Regions from separate parts of the Homo sapiens genome. Here region 2 is linked to region 1. A link is a loop called in an ENCODE intact Hi-C map of the cell type or tissue named here. Cell type or tissue: PC-9. All regions are shown on one strand.

Region 1 (8,000 bases):
GCGTGCAGTGGTGCAATCTCGGTTCACTGGAATCTCTGCCTCCTGGGTTCAAGCGATTCTCCTGCCTCAGCCTCCTAAGAAGCTGGGATTACAGGCATGTGCCACCACACCCAGCTAATTTTTGTATTTTTAGTAAAGATGGGGTTTCGCCATGTGGGCCAGGCTGGTCTCGAACACCTGACCTCAAGTGATCCTCCTGTCTCGGCCTCCCAAAGTGCTGGGATTACAGGCATGAGCCACTGTGCCCGGCCTCTGTTCCGGTTTTATCTGTTCTTCAGGATTGCTAATCCGAGTGTCTGGACTAGGCCGTCTTTGTAACCCCTGGCAGGTAAAGGAGCCCAACACAGAGAAGGCACTCAATAACTTGTTTACTGAGTAAACGACAGAGTTAATGGGCCATGTGTTGCCTGTTTCTGGGTGATCTTCCATGGGGCCCTGCACTGCCCAATGGAATGATTCACTGATGCATTGATTTTCCTTCAGAGATCCAAAATGCCTTGTCTATCTCATTTACCCATTTATTCTCCACAAATATATTAAGCATTGATGCTGTGCTGGTTTCTAGGGTTATGAAGATGAATTAAGATAGAAACCACCCCTTTATCATCCTGCAAATCCGTAGGAGAGGGAGGCATGTTGTAAATAGCCCTGATGCTGGCTCCTTTCTGCCTCTGCAAAGATCTCTCCCCCTGCCAAGAATCTCTGGGAGTCCACGTGAGGTTCCTAACACATCCACTTCCAAGCTAAGGGATGGGGCAGGTGTGGTCCTGTTGTCACTCTGCTAGGCTTGTGTTCCTGGCACCAAGGTCCCTGCTATGGCTCAGGGCCAGTAAGAGCCATTTTGCAGGGCACAGCAGGGGCCTTGCCAGTCCTCGTGATTCAGCGGCTTTCTCCTGGAGGCTACTTGTGCCTGGGCTGCCTGATGGCCTGGAGTGGTGTGTTAGCCGGATGTGGTGGTGCCTGTATACACCCCATCATAGTACACCGCATTGGAGAAGCGCTGTTGGGGTCCCAGTATGTCACAGAGTTCAGTGATTGTTATGGGCTGAATTATGCTGCCTTAAAATTCATATGTGGCAGTCCTAGCCCCCAGGACCTCAGAATGTGACCGTATTTCGTTAGAGGGTCATTGCAGTTACAATCATCTCAGCTAGGAAGAAGTCATCCCAGAGTAGGGTGGGCCCAAATCCAATATGACTAGGGTCCTATCCCCATCTGTCTCTGTGTCTAGAAATTTGGATACAGAGACACACCGGGATAGAAGAAAGCGGATGTAAAGAGACCCAGGGAGAAGACAGTTGTCACATGCCAAGGAAAGCCCTGGAACAGACCCTCCCTCACAGCCTCAGAAGGAACCAACCCTGGAGACACCTTAAAGTTGGACTTGAGTCTCCAGAACTGCGAGATAATGAATGGATGTTGTTCAAGTCACCCAGTTTGCAGTACTCTGTGGCAGCCTCAGCAGACTAATCCAACCACACCGCTCACTCGGTTGCACATGTGGTCCTCTTCCTCCAGGATACTGGTTCAGGAGGAGCCCTTGAGGGCTCAGTTAACTTCCAGGATGCTGTTTTCAGAATCTCTCCTTCCTATTGACAACCAAAATGCTGTCAGTGGGTCCAGGTCATCCTGCCTGGCTCCTTTCCCCTTAAAGGAAATTCTCTTCCTATAGGCTCTTTGGCCTCTCCTCCACCCAAAGGCAGCTATAGGAAGTCCACCCATTTTCCCTGTCAGTGGAGGTTAGGCTCATCCCCAGCAGAGGAAACAGCATGAGCCTTATCCCAGGGTGGCCCTTAGCACCCGAGGCAGAGACAGCCCCGCCCTTTCCCAAGACTGCTCCTTCATGTCAGGTCCTGGAAAACAGTCAGCTGAGGGGACAGCTCAGGCTGACAGCCCTGCTGCAGCACACAAAGGACAAGCACAGTCAGAATGGAAGCATTCTCAGGGTGCAGCAGGGCACCGAGGAGGACTTGACAGCAAAGCCTCATGGAGGAGGTGGCAGACAAGCAGGAAGGGATTTGCAAGGCATTTAGGAGGAGGCAAGAGCTGAGGCATAATGTGCAGGAAAACAGCCCTTGTGGGTTTAAGAGCAGCTCAAGGAGCAGTGAGAGGCGTTACAGAGGCTTTAAAGAAGGGGGTTGGGGAAGACTGAATGGGGCCAGGAAGGCAGCAGGGCCAGATGGGGAAGGGCCGCTGGGGCCATGCTAAGCAGAGTCTACTCTGCCTTCTCTGGGAACAGAGACCATGACAGGGCTTGAAGAGGATGCCACATGACCCGAGAGGACTTCAGAAGGAGTGGCCAGGCAGAAACAGCAGTTATCTGAAAGTGCACAGTATTGGCTTATGTTGCCAACCTCTTCCCTTTGCTTGGAATGTGTTTCTCCTCCTCAAACACCTGCTTGAGCACACAGGCCACACACACGCGTGCTGTCTCTCTCTCTCCTCACTGTTAGCCTGACAAACACTTTCTAGCATGAGGGCAAGAGCCACACCCTGGGAAAACCTCTTTGAGGTCTAGATTGAGCAGGGAAGTAGCTTCGTCTCTCTGAGTTTTAGCCTTCCCTCCTGTCAAATGGCATAATTGTCCCTGCTGTCTTGCCTACAGCATGTTGTAAAGATAAAATCAGGTCAGAATACCAGATAACACCTTCTAAACTGCATTGAATGTAAGGAGGGTTAGTGACCATGGTGATGATGATAATGGTGAAGACGATGGTGAGTTGATGGTAATGGTGGTGGTGATGATGGTGGTGATGGTGATGATGGTGAATGGTGATGATGGTGATGGTTGTGCTGATCATGATGGTGATGGTGGTCATGGTCATGGTAGTGGTGATGATGGTGATGGTGGCAATGGTGAGGTGATTATGTGAAGGAGTGTCTTTTCCTTCATGCAAGGTGGTTTAGAAACCCTATGGTTTCTATCCTCTTTCATCTCTTGGAGGAGCCACTTAATTTGTCATCAAAAGTGGGACAGTTTGTGAGTGCTATTAACATTTACACCAGGACAATGATGCATGAAAGGCCCTCAATTGCATTTTAGACTTCACCACTATTGCAACAAACTGGTTGAAGTAGACCTTCAAAAAGTCTACAGACATCAGGTACAGTTCGGCTGAGTGATCAAAATTTTGGCCTGGTTTTAAATTTGGGTTTAAATTGCTGAGAAAGGACTTGGCCAGGGACTTGGGAAGTCAGTGTACCCTACCTTCCAGGCTATTAGAACTTTTGGCTGAACAACGATCATTTGCTGTCCTTAATACTACAGCCAAGAGGAGACTGGTTGGCAAGTGTGGACAGGGAAGCTCTATTTCCCAGATAGTCATGCCCATCACAGCACAGGGGCCCACTGCTTACAAACCCTCTGTCTGTCTTTCACTTGGAACTTGTGCCTCACACTTGGAGGAACAGCGGGGACTTCTGGGGAACCTCCAACCTGCTGGGCCCTTGAGCAGCTGAAGGAGGTCCTCTACTCAGTGGAATTGAGGCAGTGAGCAGGACAGGCCTTCTGCCTTGGTGGGTGAGGCCGAATTAAGCTACTTCTTGCAGCCCCATGCAACCAAGTCATGATATGCTCCCCAGTGACATACTCAATTTAGCCAGCGGAAATGGAAACTCTGTGCTCATTCTTGTGAATTAAAAAGTGATGAGCAGTCTCCTTTCTTAGTCATATCCCTTTACCTCTGTCCTAGAAATCTGAGACTTATGACAAGGAAAATGCTGTCACTCAGTCTGCAAAGGCAGCCTAAGACAAATTTTAAAGACTGCAAGTTCTGACTCAGCAACTTTTTTTCCCAAGGGCATTGAATCTTTTAAACGTTATCCCTTATAGACTGAATATTTTGGTTTATTGGAACAAAAGTGAACTTCTGGAATATTCCATACAATCTGTTTTCTAAAACAGGTTCAATCCAAGGAGGAAAATTAAAAACAAATGTCTGATGGCCCGAGGTGAGCCATTAGTTAGGACAAACAAACATCTTGCAAAAATGACAGATGGGAACAGGAGGAGTGTTTCTCCTCCATCTGAGTTGACTCTCCCTGAATGGATATTCAAAGAAATTGACAGGAATCCTGTCTTAAGACAAGCCCACTGGGCTCTATGTCAGAAATTTCACCAATCACTTCCCAAGCTTCCCACTCCATTGCTGAAGCCTGGGCCACAGCATTTACAGTTAAGAATGTTATAAAAATCAAACCAAGCAGTTCCTGCCAACCCCCAGGAGGAAAGTTGCAGAGAATGAATAATTCTGCAAAGATCCTGGGCATCTGTGTGCATTAACCATAAAGGCGATTAAAGTTGGAGCAGCAAGGAAAGGGTGTACAAGACTTTGCCCCATAGAAAATGCTGGCTCTCTCCCCTTCGGCCTGTTTGGGAGGTGCCACAACGTGGGTCCCCACCCACTGTCTCAGCCTGGGGGACTGCCTTCTCTCTCTTTTGATCACCAGAAAGGAACAAGCAAATTCCTTCTCAGCTATTTCACCAGGACTGCAGCTGTCATTGCCTCAGGCTATTATAACATCCGTACAGCACCCCAGGAGGCTGAGATGAGGCTTGCAGCCAGCAAACAGTGTCAGAGAAGAAGGAGCCCTGTCGCCTGTGCCAATCTGACCCGGATGCAGGTGAAGCTAGGGTATTGATCTGCTTCTGGCCTCAGGTAGGAGCACCAGTGACATTCAGGGACCTCTTTTCTGCTCTGCCTCTCATTTTGCACCCCTCCTCCCCCACCAGTGATCAACATTCTAAGTATTGCCATCTTTCAGGAGGCAGCCCACACTGACCTTTGGCATCAGCGTATCTTCATGACGTCATGCCTGTTACCTAAGCAACCTGAACCTCAGTTTTCTCATCTGACAAATGAAAATGATCCTTTCTTGTTGCAAGAATAAAATCACTCAGGTTATATCACAAGAGGCAAGAAAACTCTTGAAAATAAGGATGGCATGGCCTTGACATCAGGCCATTTTGCCAAGAGAACAAATCACGTTAGGCTCTGAGCAATGGTCCTAGGGTCCTAGGAGCCCAATGGCTGAACTACCAGCCAAGAGGTCTGGAGAATGTCTTCTCACGAGGGGATGTCTACTCATCCTGACCCTGTTGCTCTATCATCAACATGACTCAGCTAATTCCTCTCTCTCTCTCTGTGTGTGTCTGTGTGTGTATGTGTGTGTGTGTGTGTCTGTCTGTCCTTCTCCATCTGCTCCCAGTTTCAGTTTGCAATCTTGATAAAAACCACTCTAATTGGAGTGAACAATCGCCACTGCTTCTGTTTGGCAGAGCTTTTTTGTGTGAAGCTACATAATAGGGTGTCAGCCAGCCTATAGGTTATCTGTTCTTGAACCATGTACCTGTCTCTGGTCTAATCAGACTGTAAGGGTCAGGGTCACAAACATAACAGAATGATTGCCTAGGCACAGGCGGTATTTCCTGCCACTCCCTCGGCAAGGAAGCAGGCATGTGGGCTGTGCTTCCCAAAGTTGTCCAGTCATGAGAATTACTGGGGCTCTGTGACACAAATGACCAGGTTCCTGCCCTGGCTAGGATTCTAGCCAGGTCTGGGGTGGTCAGAAAAGTCTTAATGTCCAGCAAATACCCTTCAGAGATTCTTAGCATCCCCCACACAGGGCTGGCTTCATAGATATGAGACTGGGGTCATTGCTCAGGGTCCCACCCAGAAGAGCCCCTGCTTGCCGTTTGACACTCTGGGATCACTGTCTTAAACTTCTAGATCATTTTCTCTCTGAATTAGTGTTTTGTGAGTAAAGTCTGATGGGACAATGGAGTGCGGTTCAGGGTCCTGGGCCTGCTCGCTTCCGGTGTCACCATTTCTCTTCTCATGAGGGATGGGTTCCGGGCTCCCAGCTCACTGCCCCTTGGTATCCTCGGCCCTGTCCATTTCCCTTCCCTGCCCTGAAGCCCTATATTCCCTTCCCTGGAACAGGAGTGGTGTGCCTCAGTGGGAGAGGACTTTGTTCTGTTGTCACTCTCCACCCCTGGAGGGGGCCTAGGCGTGGACATAGGGAGGGACTCAGGGTCATCTCTCTTCCAGACCAGAAGCACCACATTGCAGTAGGAAGGTGACTTGGAGGACACTTCTCATCCACCATGATCCAGGATCCAGGTACCAAGTGCACCCCAGCACATCTCCAGAAAATTTTCATCCTGCAAAAAGGAAACTTTATACCCACTGAGCGACAATTTCCTTTTCTCCTTTCCCCACAGCCCCTGACAACCACCTTTCTGCTTTCCGTATCTATATACTTGACTACTACTACTTTATTTATTTATGTATTGTTTTGGGGGTTTTCTGAGACAGAGTCTCACTCTGTTTCCCCAACTGGAGCGCAGCGATGCGATCATAGCTCACTGTGGCCTCTACTGCCCAGGCTCAAGTGATCCTCCTAGCTCAACTTCCTGAGTAGCTGGGACTACAGGCACATGCCACCATGCCTGGCTAATATTTTTTTTTTCCATTTTTTATAGAGGCAGGGATCTCACTTTGTTGCTCAAGCTGGTCTCAGACTCCTGGGCTTAAGCAATCCTCCTGTCTCGGCCTCCCAAAGTGCTGGGATAACAGGCAGGCGCCATGCGCCCTGCCTTGGCTACTTTAGATAGCGCATGTAAGTGGAATCATACAGTGTGTGTCTTTTTGTGGCTGGCTCATTTCACTCAGCTTAGTGTCCTCAAGGTCTATCCATGTGGCAGCATGTCACAAGATTTCCCTCCTTTTTAGGCTGCAGAGTATTCCGTTGTGTGTACTTAAGACATCTTGCTCAGCCATTCATCTGCTGATGGGCCCTTGGACTGCTGCTAAAGTCTGACTATTATAAATAATGCTGCTGTGAACATAGGTGTACAAACATCTCTCTCAGACTCTGCTTCCAATGCTTTCAGACGTATACCCAGAAGTGGGATTGCTGCATTTGGTGGATCCATGCTGAATTTTTTAGGAACCTCCATATTATTTTCCATGGTGGTGGCACATTGTACTGTCCCACCAAGAGTGCACAAAGATTCAAATTTATCCACATCTTTGCCAACACTTGTTATTTTCAGGTTTTTGTTTTGTTTTATTATAGCCATCCTAGTGGGTGGGGTAGTGTCTCATTGAGGTTTTGATTTGCATTTCTCTGATGATGAGTGGCACTGAGCATCTTTTCATGTGCTTATTGGCCTTCTGTATATCCTCTTTGGACAGCCACGGTTTTAAATATAGAAACTTGGCATAAAAAAGACAAACCCTCACCTTTCCAGGGCACACATCAATAGGTGTCAGAAGATGATCAATACCCCACAAAACAACAGGGTTGGCGGGACGATTTTATGCCCAAGGCCAAGAAACACTCCTCTAAGGAGTAGGTGTCCATGGGGAGGCCCGGAGGTGGTGAGAGGGAGCTGTGTGGATTGAGAATTTGGGAGGAGCTGTTCAGGCAGAGGCCAGCCCAAGTGCTAAGGCCCTGAAGGAGGAGCTGATCTGTGTGTCTGAGGACCGAGGACGACAAGGACTGGGGAGGAGGTCAGGAGGCAGAGGGGTAGGGACCGTCTCATGGGCTCTTAGGTTCTATGGAAGACTTTGGCTCTAACTGAGCTACAGGGGGATGTAGAAAGAGCTTATCACAATGCCTAGTAGAAAAAGGTGCTGAACGAATATTAGTGATTATTATTAATGTTGGCCCATTTAACTCATTTAAGAGAAAATGTCTCGGCTGCTTTAGTTTTACAGACAATTTAAGGAAGGAGTCTGAGAAGAAAACATAAAAACCCCCTATCCTTCTGGGAGCTGGGGTTGAGGGCCTTGGAAGCAGCACCCTCATCCCTTCGGAGGTGGCTGATTTGGAGTTTATTCTGCATCTCTGTTATGTGGCTGCCTCCTGGAATTCTTTAAACTCTTCAGGATTCCAGGGGCCTGGCAATGGTTATGCCAGGACACATTCTGGGCCGGTGAGTGAGCGATCGAGCCTTGCCTGTGAGATTTTCTTGGCCGCTTCAGCTTCTATTT
Region 2 (8,000 bases), 150 kb after region 1:
CAGACACGCAGGGATACAGCCATCACCAAAATAAGGCCTGGAAAGAAACATTCAGATATCTCTCCCTGCTTCAATAGTCAATCATTAGTGCCTCCCAAATACCCAAGCCAACAGGAAGCCAGCAGGCAGGGAGACGGAAGCTGTGGATCTGGGAGGGATCTCAGAGCAGAGGAGTGAGAAGGATGGCTGGGGCCAGGGAGGAGACAGAGAATACCACACGCAGTGATGACTAATAATTAAGAAAGTGCCGCCCAGGTGCGGTGGCTCATGCCTATAACCCCAGCACTTTGGGAGGCCAAGGCAGGAGGATTGCTTAAGGCCAGGAGTTCAAGACTAGCCTGGGCAAGATAGCAAGATACCATCTCTACTTAAAAAGAGAAAGAGAAAGAAAGAAAGAGCCATTCCTTTAGGACCAGGTTCCTCAACTGTGGCGCTCCGAACATTTGGGACCAGATAATTCTTTGTTGTGGGATCCTCCTGGGCATCATAGGATGTCTAGTGGCATCCGACAGGCCAGATGACAGCAGCAGCCCCCTAGTCCCAACATTAAAACTGTCTTCAGACATTGCTGATTGAACCCTGGGGGGCAAAATCATCCTAAGCCAAGAACCACTGCTGTAGGGTTATAGTAATAGACTGCAATGAGATAAGGTCAAGGCTTCTGATGCTACAACAATAAGAGAAAAAGACACCGAGAAGATCCATTCCCCACCTTCCTCAGTTATTGCATCTAAGAGAGGGGATAGTGGGATGTAAACTAAAGGTACTTCTGTTTCTTGCAAGATGCTTGACAAAATGAATGTGAAAATCCTTCTACTAAAAAGGCAGGAAAAAATAGAACTAAAATGAAAAACAACAATGCCTAGTTAGGTCAGGAACAATAGTGCTGGGTAAGGGATGGAGTGTGGTGGGTGGGGGCATGGAGACAAACCCAGCCACAGAGGACAAGCTTAGGTGAGTCTATGCAGGAGGTGAAATGGGAGAGTGGAGATCCACGCTTCGTCAGGGCTTTTCATGTGGAGCTAGAAAAAAAAATGTGCTGACCAGCCCAAGAAAAGAAGCAGGAAGCCTGTGACTCGCTAGAATCTGGGACAGGAGAAATGCCTCCCTTCAAAAATAAAACACCACCTTTGCCTCCTGCCGGTTTGGAGTTTGATTTCATAGTCACAGGAAACTCCAAGCTGTGAAGTTAATGGTTAAAAATAATAATAATGCAGGAGCAGTGACACACCTGAGGCACAAAAAAACCCCATGGATGCCTATGGCTGGGAGGTGGGGAAAATGGGGGAATATTGGTAAAATGGTCTATTTCAGTTAGATTAATACATTCTGGGCTGGGTGCAGTGGCTCACACCTGTAATTCCAGCACTTTGGGAGGCCAAGGCTGGTGGCACCTGAGGTCAGGAGTTCGAGACCAGCCTGGCCAACATGGTGAAACCCCGTCTCTACTAAAAATACAAAATTTTAGCCAGGCGTGGTGGTGCATGCCTGTAGTCCCAGCAGGAGAGTCACTTGAACCCAGGAGGCGGAGGTTGCAGTGAGTCGAGACCATGCCGTTGCACTCCAGCCTGGGCAACAAGAGTGAAATTCTATCTCAAAAAAATAACTAACTGAATAAATAAATTCTAGGGATCTAATTACAGCATGGTGTATTTGTCCATTCTCACGCTGCTATAAAGACATACCGGAAACTAGGTAATTCATGAAGGAAAGAGGTTTAATTGACTCACAGTTCCACATGGCTGGGGAGGCCTCAGGAAACTTACAATCATGGCAGAAGGTGAAGAAGCAAGGCACCTGCTTCACAATGTGGCAGGAAGGAGAAGTGTGTGGCAGGGGAAATGCCAGATGCTGATAAAACCATCAGATCTCATGAGAACTCACTCACTACCATAAGAACAGCATAGAGGAAACCACCCCCATGAACTAATCACCTCCCACCAGTTCCCTCCCTCAATATGTGAGCATTATGGGGATTACAATTCAAGATGAGATTTGGGTGGGGACACAGCCACACCATATCACATGGTGACTATAGTTAATGCACACCATTGAAATTAGCTAAAAGAATAGATCTTTTAGCAAGATCTACATACACACACAAAGGTAACTATGTGCAGTGATGGATGTGTTAACTAACTTGATTGTGGTCACCATTTCACAGTGTGTACACGTATCAAATCACTACATGGTACACCTTAAATATATACAATTTTGTCAATTATATTTCAGTAAAGCAGGAGGAAGAAAAACAGAAAACCTCATGAATTCCACAGGAAAAAAAGAAAAAAAAACAACAACACTTAACATGAGTTTGGGATCCAAAAACCATAAAGCAATCTTCCATAACAGACACTCAGCAATGAGCACTTCAATATCCCACATCAAACCACAGACACAATCAACAGTAAGAGGAGTCAAAATTACAAGAAAAGAACTAGACTCTGAAATAAACAAGGATAGGTCTGAAGCGAGAAATTAGCTTTCACTAACAATGTTATTAAACCTCCATAGAAGAGCTAAAAAGTAAATTAGAGGCCAGGCGCAGTGGCTTAGGCCTGTAATCCCAGCATTTTGGGAGGCTGAGGTGGGCAAATCACCTGAGGTCAGGAGTTCGAGACCAGCCTGGCTAATATGGTGAAACCCCGTCTCTACTAAAAATACAAAAAAAAAAAAAATGTAGCTAGGTGTCATGGTGCATACCTGTAATCCCAGCTACTAAAAAGGCTGAGGCAGGAGAATCGCTTGAACCCAGGAGGCGGAGGTTGCAGTGATCTGAGATCGCACCATTGCACTCTAGCCTGGGCAACAAGAGCGAAACTCTGTCACAAAAGAAAAAAAAAAGTGAATTAGATCCTGCAGCAGAGTTTCACATTGGAGCCAATTGTGAGGAGTCAAAGTTTAGTGGTAACTGATTTTATCCTAGAAATAGTATTACAGTAGGAAGATCTGTTCCCAGGAGATCAATGACAGCTATGCGAGAAATTAACCTAACATCAAATTGGGTGAACTGTGAATTGCATACCTGCCCTGCTCATGGTGTAAGGGTTTCTTCATAGGACTGTGGATCAGTTAATCCATGCAAGAGTAACTAATTGTATACAGTTGTATTTGATGTTCCAGTGAGGATTCCTCTACTAGATTGTTTCCTTACATTCCTGCTTCGCTTTTTTTCTGAAAACTGCCACACCTTTATAAGGGCCAGGCAGGTGGTAAGAGCTTTGTTTTCTTTAAATCCGTGTCACCTGACAGCTTCTGAGAAACTCACCCACCCATACTTATTCACTGTATTAATATTTACTGAGTATCCACCATCCACTCTTCTAGGTGCTTGGGATTAATCTATGGGGGAGGGGAGAACCTAGCCTTGAGCAGCTTGCATTTATGATAAGGTAATAATAATAAATAAGTAAACCACATTGTACATTGAAAGAAATAAGTGCCGTGGAGAAAAGAAATCCACGCCCCATGCCCTGTGGAATTTGCAGTAAAGGCAACAGCTGCCTACTCCTTCTTATTGTAAATTTCCCTGAAACAAGCGTACATTTTTCTGCTTTTCTTTTTGGGTTTCATGTCCTCAAAGCTATCAATGATACATTTTGTCATTTCTGATGTCAATAATCTAGGTATACAGCGATCTTTCTTGTTGCTGTTCAAATGACACGTATACAGATGGCCCTAGGTGGGCACTGCAGCCTTCCACAGCCTCCTAGGCAAAGCTATGGGGAAGAAGGCACTCTGTGGGCCTAGCCCGGCCATGTAGTCCTACTGTTCAGCCTTCCGCAACAATCACAGGCAGCCTCCAGGGATCAGCATAGCCAGAGAATTGATTAACCTCCCCAGTTGTTTCTGCACAGTGAGGGGGCCGCTGGGTCACCCACCAGAAAGCAAAACCCACAACTAGCTGCTTCCTGGGAAAACATAGGTGGCATCATGGGAAGCCAGAGAATGACATAGAGTTAGCCCAGGAGGCAATGGAGACTTAACAGAGATCACCAATATTTCTGAGCAAAATCCAGCCCCTCTCCCCTCTCTACCCCAGGAAACACCTGATCAGGAGGAAAGGTAGAGAAAGATGGAGATAGAGGTAAGAAAGCTGGAAAAGGCTAGGACACAGACTCCATCCTCCAGCCTCCATAAGGAACCAGCCCCATTGTAAGACCTATTTGCAGACCTCTGACCCAGCACTGAAAAAGGATAAATTTGTGTTGGTTAAGCTAAGTTTGCTGTAATTTCTTATAGGAAACCAACATCGTCTCTTTCTTTTTCTTTCCTTCTTTCTTTCTTTCAGACAGGCTCTCACTCTTGTCACCCAGGTAAATGCAGCGGCAAAATCACTACTCACTGCAGCCTCCACCTCCCGAGCTCAAGCAATCCTCCCACTTCAGCCTCCTGATTAGCTGGGACTTCAAGTGCATAGCACCACACCCACTTAATTTTTGTATGTTTTTGTAGAGACAGGGTGTGGCCATGTTGCCCAGGCTGGCTTTGAATTCCTGGGCTCAAGCGATCCTTCCGCTTAGGCCTCCCAAAGTGCTGGGATTATAGATGTGAGTCATTTTTGTATTGTTCCACCGCAAAGCTACTAGCTTGCGCACCTACATTCGCTCTGCAGATATTTGTTGCATGGGACACAGCCCTAGGAAAAAGACAACGAGCTCCCTGCCGTTGTTGAGTTTACAGTCCATTGGGGAGGACCCACCTAAAACATGATGTTTTCAGATGATTTCCTACATATCCTTTATACAAGAAGAGTAACCTCACGGTGACTACGGAGGGACTGCTCTTAGAGGGCAGTCAAGGAGGGCCTTTCTGAGGAGGTGGCACTTGAGATGAACCTGGAGGGATGAGAAAGAGCCACATATGAAATGACAGAGCAAACAGCAGGAGGGAGACGGGATCTCCAGGTATAGAAGGGGGACTGTATGGCTGGATGAAGGGCGAGTGCTGCTGCTTCAGGGAGGAGGTGGGCTTGGGAGCCAGTCACAGTGGCTGCAAAACCAATGGAGACAGGATGTCCCTGACATCTCAAATACACGGGATCCATGAGAAGTAGCAGGGATTGGCTCTGCGAAGGGCCTATGCTCCTCTCCCTTTTATATTTTGTATTGAATTACAACTCAAACCTGATTTTAAAATGCTAACCTTTGGTTTGGTTGATTCGTGGACGAATTAGCCATAACTGCAATGCAGGGCCGAGTTGTAGATAAATGGAGTTAAAGAGACACTTGGGAAAGGCATGAAAAGCAAACTCCTCTAGGGAGAAGGAAGCCAGGTGGCCTGATGGCTCCCTGCTGGCCAGTGCGGGGGCTGTGGGGGTGCTGCCTCCCCCTGAAGCCGTGGCATTTGCCTGTGTGTCCAGCCACAAAGTCCCTCTTCTGTACCTGGTCTTGCCTCCCTCCTGCTCTTTCCAACGCCTGGAACCCTTTTCCCCTTGCCATTTCAGACCTGGCTCCTTCTCATCCCTCCTGGTGGGCAGAGGAGGACGAAATCACAAAAGCCTTGAGAAGCCTGGGGAAAGGAGTCCTGCTAAGCAGGTGTGTTGTGAGTGTCAGAGGCGTGTGAACCAGAGCAACTCCATCTTGAACAGGAGCTGGGTAAAAGGAGGCTGAGACCTACTGGGCTGCATTCCCAGACGGTTAAGGCATTCTAAGTCACAGGATGGGATAGGAGGTTGACACAAGATACAGGTCATAAAGACCTTGCTGATAAAACAGGGTGCCATAAAGAAGCCGGCCAAATCCCACCAAAACCAAGATAGCGACAAGAGTGACCTCTTGCCATCCTCACTGCTACACTCCCGCCAGCGCCATGACAGTTTACAAATGCCATGGCAACAACAGGAAGTTACCCTATATGGTCTAAAAAGGGGAGGCGTGGATAATCTACTCCTTGTTTAGCATATCATCAATAAATAATCATACAAACCAGCAGCCCTCGGGGCTGCTCTGTCTACGGAGGAGCGATTTTTTCTTCCTCTACTTTCTTAATAAACTTGCTTTCACTTTATGGACTCGCCCTGAATTCTTTCTTGCATGAGATCCAAGAACCCTCTCTTGGGGTCTGGATCGGGACCCCTGTCCTGTAACATGAGGGCCAGAGAGATACGGCAGTGCCCGGTGGGGTCCACACAGTCAAGAAGACGGCCATGCAGGCCTGAAATCCAAGATTTAGTGCCTGGGACCTGGAAGAAGAGACCCCGTGGAAGAGGGGATGAAGACAGAGCCCAGGTGTGACCCCAGTGGCAAACACTTGGCTCCACCAAGTCACCCCTTCTCCAGAGAGTTATCTACGCACTCACTGTCTGAGGACAAGTAGGATATCCCAAGCATCACAAGTAGTTCTGTTTGGTTGATAATGATGAGTGTATTTTCTTATATACATCGAAGTAGCAAGCCTATGCAACAAACACCCACCCCACTTGACTATTTTGAACTTTATCTAGACTGCATTATAAATGAAAATTATGCTGCAAAAAGTCCACTTCCATAGTTCACTATATATGGAGAAACAAAATAAAAAAACAAAAAAATTATAAATCTAGGAATTTTGTCTAAGTGGTAGGCACTAAGATATTCATTACATTGGCCAGGCACAGTGGTTCACGCCTGTAATCCCAACACTTTGGGAAGCCAAGGCAGGGAGATCACCTGAGGTCAGGAGTTTGAGACCAGCCTGGCCAACATGGCAAAACCCCATGTCTATTAAAAATACAAAAATTAGCCAGATGCGCTGGTGCACGCCTGTAGTCCCAGCTACTCGGGAGGCTGAGGCACAAAAATCACTTGAACCCAGGAGCCAGGATTTTCAATGAGCCAAGATGGCGCCACTGCACTCCACCCTGGGCAACAGAGTAAGACTCTGTCTCAGGAAAAAAAAAAAAAAAGTTATTCATCATATCATTTTTATAGTGGCAAATAAATGGAAACACAAAATTCACAGATGGTAAAATAATTTGTAGAATATCTATGTGGTGGGCTACTAAGCAGCCATTAAAATTTACATTAAAAGAAAAATAATAATAGAATGTATTGGGCATTGCTTTGCAAACTGAAAGCACTTGGTTTCAGCTTCCCACAACAACTCTATGAGGTGTATGCTAGCATTATCTTTTTTCTTTTCAGAGGACGGAATAAGGCACAGAGATGTCAATTAACTCACCTAAGGACATATTGCTAGTAATTCTGAGAACCAGAATTCAAACCCAGTTGATTTGACTTACCAGCTTATCTTCTTCATCCTTGTATATACAGCGAATAAAAAAATTTGAGCAAGGCACAGTGGCTCAAGCCTGTAGTCTTAGCTGCTTGGGAGGCTGAGGCAGGAGGATTGCTTGAGCTCAGGAGTCCAAAGCTGCAGTGAGCTATGATTGCACCACTGGGTGACAAGAGCAAGACCCCTATCTCTTAAAAAAAATTTTGTAATGACATGGGGCAATGTTCATAATTTGTAGTTTAGTAAGAAAAGTAGGTAATAAACAGTATACTCTGCATAATCTTAAGTAAAAAAAAAAAACATATATACTATCTACGGTATCACAGCTAAAACATTTGGGGAGAGGTGATGATTTGGGAGCAGCAGCAGGATTTTATTTTTTATCCTGAAGTAATTCTTTTTTAACAATTTTTACACATTTGCAGCATAAATAAGTCCATGAGTCCATGCCTTATATTGTGCAATTTCATACACTTCTGAGAGTTCCATTCCTGACGGGTACAGTACCCCCAGGGTTGTGGGTAGGGGCTTGCTCTTCCCATAATTGGCACTTCCTTCATAATCTGCCTTTCTTTTCTGGAAAGCAGTCTGGAAGGACAGACATCAGCATTTTAAAGGAGGTTGGGAGGACTACAGTTCACTTTAATGTCCTCCTTATGCTGTCTTTATTCTTTACTGGCCCCATTTTTAAAAAACCATGAACATAACTTACATGTATTCAGAAAATGTGATAAAAGTTCCAAAAAGACAAGAGTGCACTATCGGTTGCCCACAAGTCCAAGCTC

What was found. Peaks named below come from ENCODE experiments on the same cell type or tissue, not always from the same donor. Only the 100,000 strongest peaks of a DNase experiment are listed, where the experiment ranks them.
Region 2: a loop joins it to region 1, with 2.5 times the contacts of the local background. A loop is called at or near these places in 2 of 110 quality-filtered maps.

Annotation. Positions count from the first base shown.
Region 1 is chr2:235,166,542-235,174,541 of GRCh38, forward strand. No RefSeq gene overlaps it. Among named protein-coding and RNA genes, the nearest start is that of SH3BP4, 220 kb to the left of the region's middle. RefSeq lists a silencer at 4,956-5,142. In PC-9, a CTCF peak has its summit at 4,542; DNase peaks (open chromatin) are centred at 3,680, 4,510, 5,050 and 5,410; H3K4me3 peaks cover 649 bases; H3K27ac peaks cover 3,321 bases.
Region 2 is chr2:235,316,004-235,324,003 of GRCh38, forward strand. No RefSeq gene overlaps it. Among named protein-coding and RNA genes, the nearest start is that of AGAP1, 170 kb to the right of the region's middle. In PC-9, no CTCF peak of the experiment used is centred here; a DNase peak (open chromatin) is centred at 4,538.